2 separate regions of the Homo sapiens genome follow, and region 1 is linked to region 2. A link is a loop called in an ENCODE intact Hi-C map of the cell type or tissue named here. Cell type or tissue: endothelial cell of umbilical vein. All regions are shown on one strand. Links, peaks and the distances in the headings refer to the core of each region. The heading gives the core; the rest is flanking DNA.

The links. Peaks named below come from ENCODE experiments on the same cell type or tissue, not always from the same donor. Only the 100,000 strongest peaks of a DNase experiment are listed, where the experiment ranks them.
Region 1: it touches region 2 in a loop (4-fold over the local background); 3 of 110 quality-filtered maps call a loop at or near these places.

The regions. Positions count from the first base shown.
Region 1 is chr18:2,921,637-2,926,037 of GRCh38, reverse strand. It overlaps LPIN2 (lipin 2), which reads left to right. Exons shown (of 20, transcript NM_001375808.2): 14 at 670-814; 15 at 1,492-1,640; 16 at 2,177-2,263; 17 at 3,839-3,991; 18 at 4,391-4,401. Among named protein-coding and RNA genes, the nearest start is that of LPIN2-AS2, 43 kb to the left of the region's middle. In endothelial cell of umbilical vein, for the core only: no CTCF peak of the experiment used is centred there; a DNase peak (open chromatin) is centred at 2,377; H3K27ac peaks cover 468 bases.
Region 2 is chr18:2,764,473-2,768,873 of GRCh38, reverse strand. The region is part of intron 37 of SMCHD1 (structural maintenance of chromosomes flexible hinge domain containing 1); the gene reads right to left. Among named protein-coding and RNA genes, the nearest start is that of EMILIN2, 80 kb to the left of the region's middle. In endothelial cell of umbilical vein, for the core only: a CTCF peak has its summit at 2,439 (motif pointing left); a DNase peak (open chromatin) is centred at 2,423.

The DNA.
Region 1 (4,401 bases), core at 196-4,195, 160 kb before region 2:
AAGTAGCTGGGACTACAGGTGTGGGACACCATGCCTGGCTAATTTTTAAATTTGTATTTTGTAGAGACAGGGTCTTGCTGTGTTGCCCAGGCTGGTCTCAAACTCCTGGGCTCAAGCAGTCCTCCTGCCTCAGCCTCCCAAGTAGTTAGGACCACAGACAAGTGTCACTACCCCTGGCTAATTTTTAAATGTTCCGTAGAAACTGGGTCTCCCTATGTTGCCCAGGCTGGTCTCAAACTCCTGGGCTCAAGGTGTCCTCCTAACTCGGCCTCCCAAAGTGTTGGGATTACAGGTGTGAGGCACCGCACCCAGCCGGAGTTTGTTAAATCATTGTAAGCGATTATGTTTTCTTTGATTTGTGCCTTGTGAAACATACATACCCTCTTCAACAAGAGTCAGTAGACCTTCTAGCATTCACTGGGCATAGCAGAAAATAGCAGGTCATAGTCAGAAAGTAAGTGCTTGCCAGTTATGAAAGTGGCCTTATCAGTTAACAATATGAATATTTCAGGCGTACAGAGCTGTGGATATGGGAGAATGGCAGAAGGGATAACTCTACCCATTCCTAGAAAAGATTTAGGATATCTTTATTTTCTTGATCCTAAATGAAAAGCTCTCATCAATAAAATGCCCTGCTGCCTCTTCCGTAACTGGGCTAATGTTGAACAGGCCGGCCGAGAATGACTCCTCGAGTGACGAGGGATCACAGGAGCTCGAAGAATCCATCACAGTGGACCCCATCCCCACAGAGCCCCTGAGCCACGGCAGCACAACTTCATATAAGAAGTCTCTCCGCCTCTCCTCAGACCAGATCGTGAGTCTTGCATGATCTGTGTTGTCCAGTAGGACTTATTTTAGTAATGGTTTAATTTGATGCACATCCTCTTCTGTCCACACGTCCCCAGCTGCATACACGCCACACGGCATGGTCGTGTCAATGCCTATCCACAGTGGAACCACGACCGCCGCCCCCAAGAGCTATCAGGCCCACCTGGGGAACCTGTGGCTTGGGTCCTGCCACCCACCCCAGACCTCCTTCCTCCATCTCTTGAGAGTCAGTCGTACACAGCTAACCCAGCGCTGAGCCAGGTACTGTCTCTTAGGAGCCACAGCAATAGAGAAATGACATTTTAGACACAATTTCTCCTCTTATTTTACACCCTGCCTTTGACCCATTTTCGGTATGAAAAGGTCTTGCTGGGACCAGAGCAGGCTGTGGCTAAAGCAGTAATTCTCAGGTGTGGAGTAAGAGTAGTAGACCTTTTGCTTTGTGGGTGTTCAGAGAAGTCCCTGGAACCCCAAAATACTGTTCAGGCAGTGGCTCCCTCAGCATTGTCAGCTGCGCTGGGCACAGGGTGGGCTGTGTCTAAGACCCCGGAAACCATCCTGCCTCTTGTTGGGATTCCGAGACACCAGTTGTTCTGTAAATTTTTAAATCGTTTCAAACTATGTTTTCAGCTGATTTTCTTTATTCTTATGCTTTTTTAAAAGGCAAAACTGAAGCTCCACGATGGCCCAAATGATGTTGTGTTTAGTATTACAACCCAGTATCAAGGCACCTGTCGCTGTGCAGGGACCATTTACCTGTGGAACTGGAATGACAAGATCATCATTTCTGATATTGATGGGACAATAACCAAGTAAGCTCAATCCTTCAGGTGGGTGGCAAGGAACAGCCCCGTGCTCAGGGAGGGGCAGGCAGTGTGTGGTGGGGAGTTCCTCACCTGGGGCTCGAAGCCCTCAGCCAAGGCATTTTATAAGCCATATGCTCTGAGGCGTCCCCAGTACAGTCCACATGGGGTCATTTTTTTGCATGGAGGAGATGGTGAGGGTGCATAACAAATGTCAAAAATCACTTTTGGAAAGATTAGTTATTTGGTTTCAATTCTGATATGAAAACAAGCCCCTTGACATTGGGGCGGAGGAAAAGAGAAAGTGTGGCAGTCAGTTACCTCCGAACACACACATCTGGCGCTCGTGAGACTCCGCTTTCAGAAGCACCTCAGTGGGTGCGTTTGCATGGGATGGCCTTGCAGTTGCTTGAAGCTGTGATTAAATCCCCTTTCAAGAGTGTCCCGCCACCAATTAGTTATTGGCAGCTGATAGTCAACCAAATAGGAAAACGCTGTATGTGTTTGATTCCTGATAGCTTTTCCTGTTTCTACCGTCTTCTTAGGTCGGATGCTTTGGGACAGATTCTCCCACAGCTGGGCAAAGACTGGACCCACCAGGGTATAGCAAAGCTCTACCATTCCATCAATGAGTAGGTACCCTCCCCACGTTAACTCGCTCTGGTGAGCTGGAAGCTTGCTTTAAGAACTATAGAACAATGGTGTAAGTCTTCAGTCCACATGAGTCATGTGTTTATGCTGAAGCATTCCCGCTCTTCCTCACTCCTTTCCTGTTGATGGTGTGGGAGCCGTGTGCACCTGGCATTGGCATCGAACCTGTGTCATCTCAGTTAATCCTCACAGTGCTGTGTTTCAGGCACTACCTACATCTATAACTAGAATGACAGTTATTTTTTTAGCTAGAATTTAATAAGATAGCTGATTTTCATTTTTGGTTTATTTTCTGGGTATTTTAAATTTTTTTTTTTTTTTTTTTTTTTTTTTTTGAGATGGAGTTTTGCTCTTGTCGCCCAGGCTGAAGTGCAATGGCGCGACCTTGGCTCACTGCAGTCTCCGCCTCCCGGGTTCAAGTGATTCTTCTGCCTCAGTCTCCCGAGTAGCTGGGATTACCGGCACATGCCACCATGCCCAGCTAATTTTGTATTTTTAGTACAGATGGGGTTTCATCATGTTGGTCAGGCTGGTCTTGAACTCCGAACCTCAGGTGATCTCCCCGCCTCGGCCTCCCAAAGTGCTGGGATTACAGGCATGAGCTATTGCGCCCAGCCTTAAAATTGTATTTCTTTGAGTAGATAGTGCACGCATGCATGAGGGAAATAGTTCTTGCATGGGCTGCTCTCTCTTGGGGCACCCTTTGAGGGGAAGATAGCCGTGCCATGGCGTTTGTGGGTTCCTAATACATATATTACATTGATCTGAAGAATCTCAGTGTCTTCAGCATTAGTTGAGAATACCATAATATGAAAATTACGAATATGTCAGTTACCTGGGTATAATTTTGCTTCTTGTCTGATGGAGTGGTTTGCATCTTGCACATTGCCTTTATAAATAATATCCCCTATATTTTTTCTTCACAGTGGGTAATTTAAAGATAGTCCAAGGTTTTTTCTGTCCTCTAATCTGGCTTTCATGGACTAGATGCTGAACATTTTATATCAGTACTTACAAACTTAACATAATCCTTAGTTGCCTGTACCTCCATTTTTTTCCCACGTTTTCCATGGAAGGTGAAACCTCTATAATCCTAAGCAGTTTCCTGCTAAATTTGAGAATTTGGTTTTCACAGTAAATGAGAGGAAGTTTATTTGGATCTTTTAAAAGAAAAGTATGGGTTGAGCATGGTGGCTCACACCTGTAATCCCAGCACTTTGGGAGGCTGAGGTGGGCAGGTTGCCTGAGGTTAGGAGCTTAAGACCAATCTAGCCAACATGGTGAAACCCTGTCTCTACTAAAAAATATAAAAATTAAGCCGGGCATGGTGTCCCATGCCTGTAATCCTAGCTACTTGGGAGGCTGAGGCAGGAGAATTGCTTGAATCCAGGAGGTGGAGGTTGCAGTGAGCCGAGATGGCGCCACAGCACTCCAGCCTGGGTAACAGAGTGAGACTCAAAAAAAAAAGAAAGAAAAGTGTGGGGTTTTTTTTTTGTTTTTTGTTTTCTTTTCCCTTAGCCAGAACATGTGGGCTAACAGGGTGTGTTTTCTTTCAGGAATGGCTACAAGTTTCTGTACTGCTCGGCTCGTGCCATCGGCATGGCCGACATGACCCGTGGCTACCTGCACTGGGTCAATGACAAGGGCACAATCTTGCCCCGGGGCCCCCTGATGCTGTCCCCCAGCAGCTTGTTCTCCGCCTTCCACAGGTACCTCTCCGGCAGGCAGCCCTCTGCCCACCGCCCCAGCATGTGGGCGGGGCTGGGCCCAAGGTGGGGGGATGTGTGGGAACAGAAGTCAGATGTTGGAGCCGCCACGCCTCTCCCAGTTCTTTGGTCCCTGGTGGTGTCCTACCACATACTGCTCACTTGCCATGTGGCGGGCCTGGTGAAGAAAGGCAGGTTCTAGGAACCGTCAAGTTTTCTCCTTCCCTAAACTTCATCACTCAAATTTTCTTAGTTATCAGACTGGCAAAGAAGGAGAAGGAAAGATTCCAGTTACAAAGGGTTGAAGAAATTGGGTGGTTGTGAGCACTAAAATTTTAGGACCACTCACTGGGGAAAACGACCATTTTGAGATTGGTGATTGTATTTGTATTTTTTTCTTAGAGAAGTGATAG
Region 2 (4,401 bases), core at 200-4,199:
CTGAATGTGGTTTTCAACAGACTTACATAAATGCAAACATGTATTTAAAAAATACTATTTGCATTTTAAAAATAAGTAACATATACTTTAGCAACTTGCTTTCAGCACTCGATTTGATCAATTCATGTGAATGTATAGATGCCAATTTAAAATTTATGTATAGTATAGTATATAGTACTATACTAGTAGTATAGTATATAGTACACTATATACTATACTATATACTGTATACTATATATACTAGTAGTATAGTATATAGTACACTATACTATACTACTCATTCATTGGGTGGCAAATATTTAGTATGTTTACAATTTTTAAACAATTATCTATAACATAGCAAAAATATATCTCCAAATGTTTCTCTGCAAATGTGTTTTCTGGGATGAATAATGAGAAGTATAAGTTTATTTTAAAAGGTAAGTATCAAATTTCCCTTATAAGAAGCTGTATCAATTTATCCTCTCACCAGCAGTATATGGGAGTGCCCAATTCCCCTTATGCTGGCCAACATTTAATATCAATCATATTTTTTTCTAAAAAGGGGAATTAAAAAGCAACCAGTCATTATTATTTTAACTAACATCTCCCTGAGTGGTACTGAAATCATGCTTCTTATGTTTACAGGTTATTTATATTTTCTTTTCCATTAATTGCCTGCTCATATTCTTTGCCCATTTATTTTTCTACCGGTTTGTCTTTTTTTTTTAATTGATTTGCAAGTAGTTCCTTAGGAGGTTTTAGAAATCTGTTCAATATATCAGTCCTTTAATTATATGTATCTAACATACAGTCATGCACCACATAACAATTCACTAACAAAGGACCACATGTACAATGGTGGTCCCAAAAGATTATAATACTGTATTTTACTATACCTTTTCTATGTTTAGATACACAGATACTATTATGTTAAAATTACCTACAGTGTTCAGTACAGTCACATACTGTACAGGTTTGTAGCCTAGGAGAAACAGGTTATGCTGCTGGGTGTGGTGGCTCATGCCTACAATCCCAGCACTTTGGGAGGCCGAGGTGGGTGGATCGTCTGAGGTCAGAGTTCGAGACAAACCTGGCCAACATGGTGAAACCCTGTCTCTACTGAAAAAACAAAAATCAGCTGGGTGTGGTGGGCACGCGCCTGTAGTCCCAGCTACTCGGGAGGCTGAGGTGGGAGGATTGTTTGAACCCAGGAGGCGGAGGTTGCACTGAGCCAAGAGTGCGCCAAAGCACTCCAGCCTGGGTGACAGAGCAAGACTCTGTCTCAAAAAAAAAAAAAAAAAAAAAAAGGAAATAGGTTGTGATATATAGCCCAGGTGTATAGTAGGCTATATCACCTAGGTTTAAGTATACTCTACGATATTTGCACAACAATGAAATCACCTGATGATGTATTTCTTAGAACATATGCCCGTCATTAAGTGATGACATGACTGCATACAGCAAAATCAATATTTCTCCTTAATTTACTACCTTAAAAACTTTTTTTTTCTACTACAGAATCAGATAATAAACCTGATTATCCAGTGTCAACAATTATCAACACATTGTCACTGTTCTTTTAATTCTGTTTAAGATATGCTTACGTACATAAAGTGTAACCTTTTTTTTTTTTTGAGACAGGGTCTTGCTCTGTCACCCAGGCTGGAATGCAGTGGCATAATCATGGCTCACTGCAGTCTCAACCTCTCAGGCTTAAGCTATCTTCCCACCTCAGCTGCCTGAGTAGCTGGGGCTATAGGTGCGTTGTCACCATGCTTGGCTAATTTTTAAATTTTTTGTAGAGATGGGGTTTTGCCATGTTGCCCAAGCTGGTCTTGAAATCCTGGGCTCCAGCAATCCTACCTTGGCCTCCCAAAGTGTTAAGGTTATAGGCATGAGCTACTGTGCCCCGCAGAAAGTGTAACTTTTAATGTAGTTAAATATAATCTTTTCCTTTTTATCTTGTTTGAAGAGGAATCTCCTATCTCAAAGTTTTATAGTTTTTAATCCCTGATGCATACCTACCAAGAAAAAAGGATAAACAGAATAACAGAAATGAAGAGTCCCAAACTGGATCCAAGTATAAACGGAAATTTGGCATATGAGAAACAAACAAATGCATATCAGAATGAAACTTAGACACTGCCATCAGAAATGTCCAGATCATGTAGGCAAATAATACAGTGAATCTGAATAGCACAATTAACAAACTTAAGCAACTACAAATTTAGATTGTAACTTTAAACAAAGCAATAATGTGGAACATTTACAAACATTGGTTGTGCTCTAGACCAGTGTTTCCTAAACTTCCCTAATGATAAGAATCACCTGCTTTTTAAAAATCAGATTCTAGAGCCCTGCTCCAGACATACTAAATCAATATGTGAGGCAGGAGCCAAGAAGGACTTGAGTTTTCTATTGATTCAGTGAGATATCAGGGTCCTCTAGTGGTAAGAGTACAATTTACATGCATGATGTGAAGAGATTTTTATATACAGCTGCTGGGGAATAGCTAAATCTCTTGTCTGAATCTCAGGAGTATATACAGCAGGTTTAGCAATTTCAAATGACCATAAGGGGGCCAAGAAAACTGGAGACAGGCCGGGCACGGCGGCTCACGCCTGTAATCCCAGCACTTTGGGAGGCCGAGGCGGGTGGATCACAAGGTCAGGAGATCGAGACCATCCTGGCAAACACGGTGAAACCCCGTCGCTACTAAAAATACAAAAAATTAGCTAGATGTGGTGGTGGGTGCCTGTAGTACCAGCTACTTGGGAGGCTGAGACAGGAGAATGGCGTGAACCCGGGAGGCAGAGCTTGCAGTGAGGGGCAATCGCGCCACTGCACTCCAGCCTGGGTGAGACAGTGAGACTCTGTCTCCAAAAAAAAAGAAAACTGGACATAGCTAAACAGGAAAACAGGTAAAGTTTTCTTTAGAAAACTTTCTTTAGAAAGAAGACTAGATGTCTTCTTCCAACACAAATCCACTCTGCATGTTAAGTATGTCTCCCCACTCCCCTTTGTTTTTCAACGTGGCTTTCATTACCTAATTTTTGTTAGAGCACAAGAAAATCTTACTTTATTCTCCACTATAATAAAAAAGGAAGAACAAGTGTGAATATAAGTGGTAAATACACATGTCCTCAATGTCAATAAATGAAAAGAAGTGGCATGGAAGCGGCTGACTGGAAACCAGACACACTGACAGGAGCAGTCACTGTTCAGGGTGCACATACAGCTGGCTAAGAGAATCCTCACCCAGTGTTGACAGATCTTTAGATTTCACCAAATAAATTAGAAATGCAGATTTTTATGTAAAAATTCCAGAACTTTAAATGTTGGAAACTAATTACAATGAAAATGCTGTACTGGTCAGTCACTGCCAGACCAATTGACAAGTCTTCAGGCCAGGTACAGCTGGCAGGCTCCTACCGTATAAGCCTAATTTTACTGAAACAATGTGATGCTGCAATGAGTTAGACACAGAAATGAACAACAACAAAAATACAAGAAAAGGTAACATTTCATATCTATTAGTACTGTTAGAATTACTGAAAAGATATCAAGAAAATTAATGGATTTGAAAAAGGGTCAATAAAATCCAGATATATCAAAAATTAAAGAAATTAAGGATATCAGAGATAGCACTGTGAATATGATCTGCCCCTCCAATATAAACAAAGGCAAGTTCTAAAAACAAAAGAACATCTCATGAAAAAGTACTTATATACCAAAGAGCACTAATATTTTTAAGAAAAAAATGAAAATTCTAAAAGAAATGGTCGGTAAACAATCTTAGAAAGATTAAAACCAAAAAATATTCGACAAAAATAAATTTTTAATCAGATACTTGGTTAGAATTTTTAAAAGTGTTCACACATATAGTGTTGCTAATATGAGTAAGATAGACATATACTTCTGGCAGGAATATAAACTGAAGAGCACTGGCAGTAACTACCAAAAGGCTTAAAATATGCATATCCTATCTCTAACGCATTCTGCTTCTAGTAATTTCTTAAAGAAATAATATATGCAAAAGGATATATAGTCATCCCTTGGTATCTGTGGGGTACTAGTTCCAGGACTCCCATAGATACTCAAATCCATGCATACTCACATCCCTGATATAAAATGGTGTCGTATTTGCATACAGCCTATGCACATACTCCATATACTTTGAATCATCCCTAGATTACTTAGTAATAACTACTAAAATGCTATGAAAATAGTTGTTGTATTGTTTATGGAATACTGACAAGAAAAATGTATGTATTCAGTACAGATGAAATTTTTTTCCTAATTATTTTTGAATCTACAGATGTGAAACCCACGGATATGGGGGGCTGACTATACATAGAAGAAAGCTAATGGAAGCACTGTTGATAAAAACAAACTTTAGAAAAGAACTAAATTTTCACT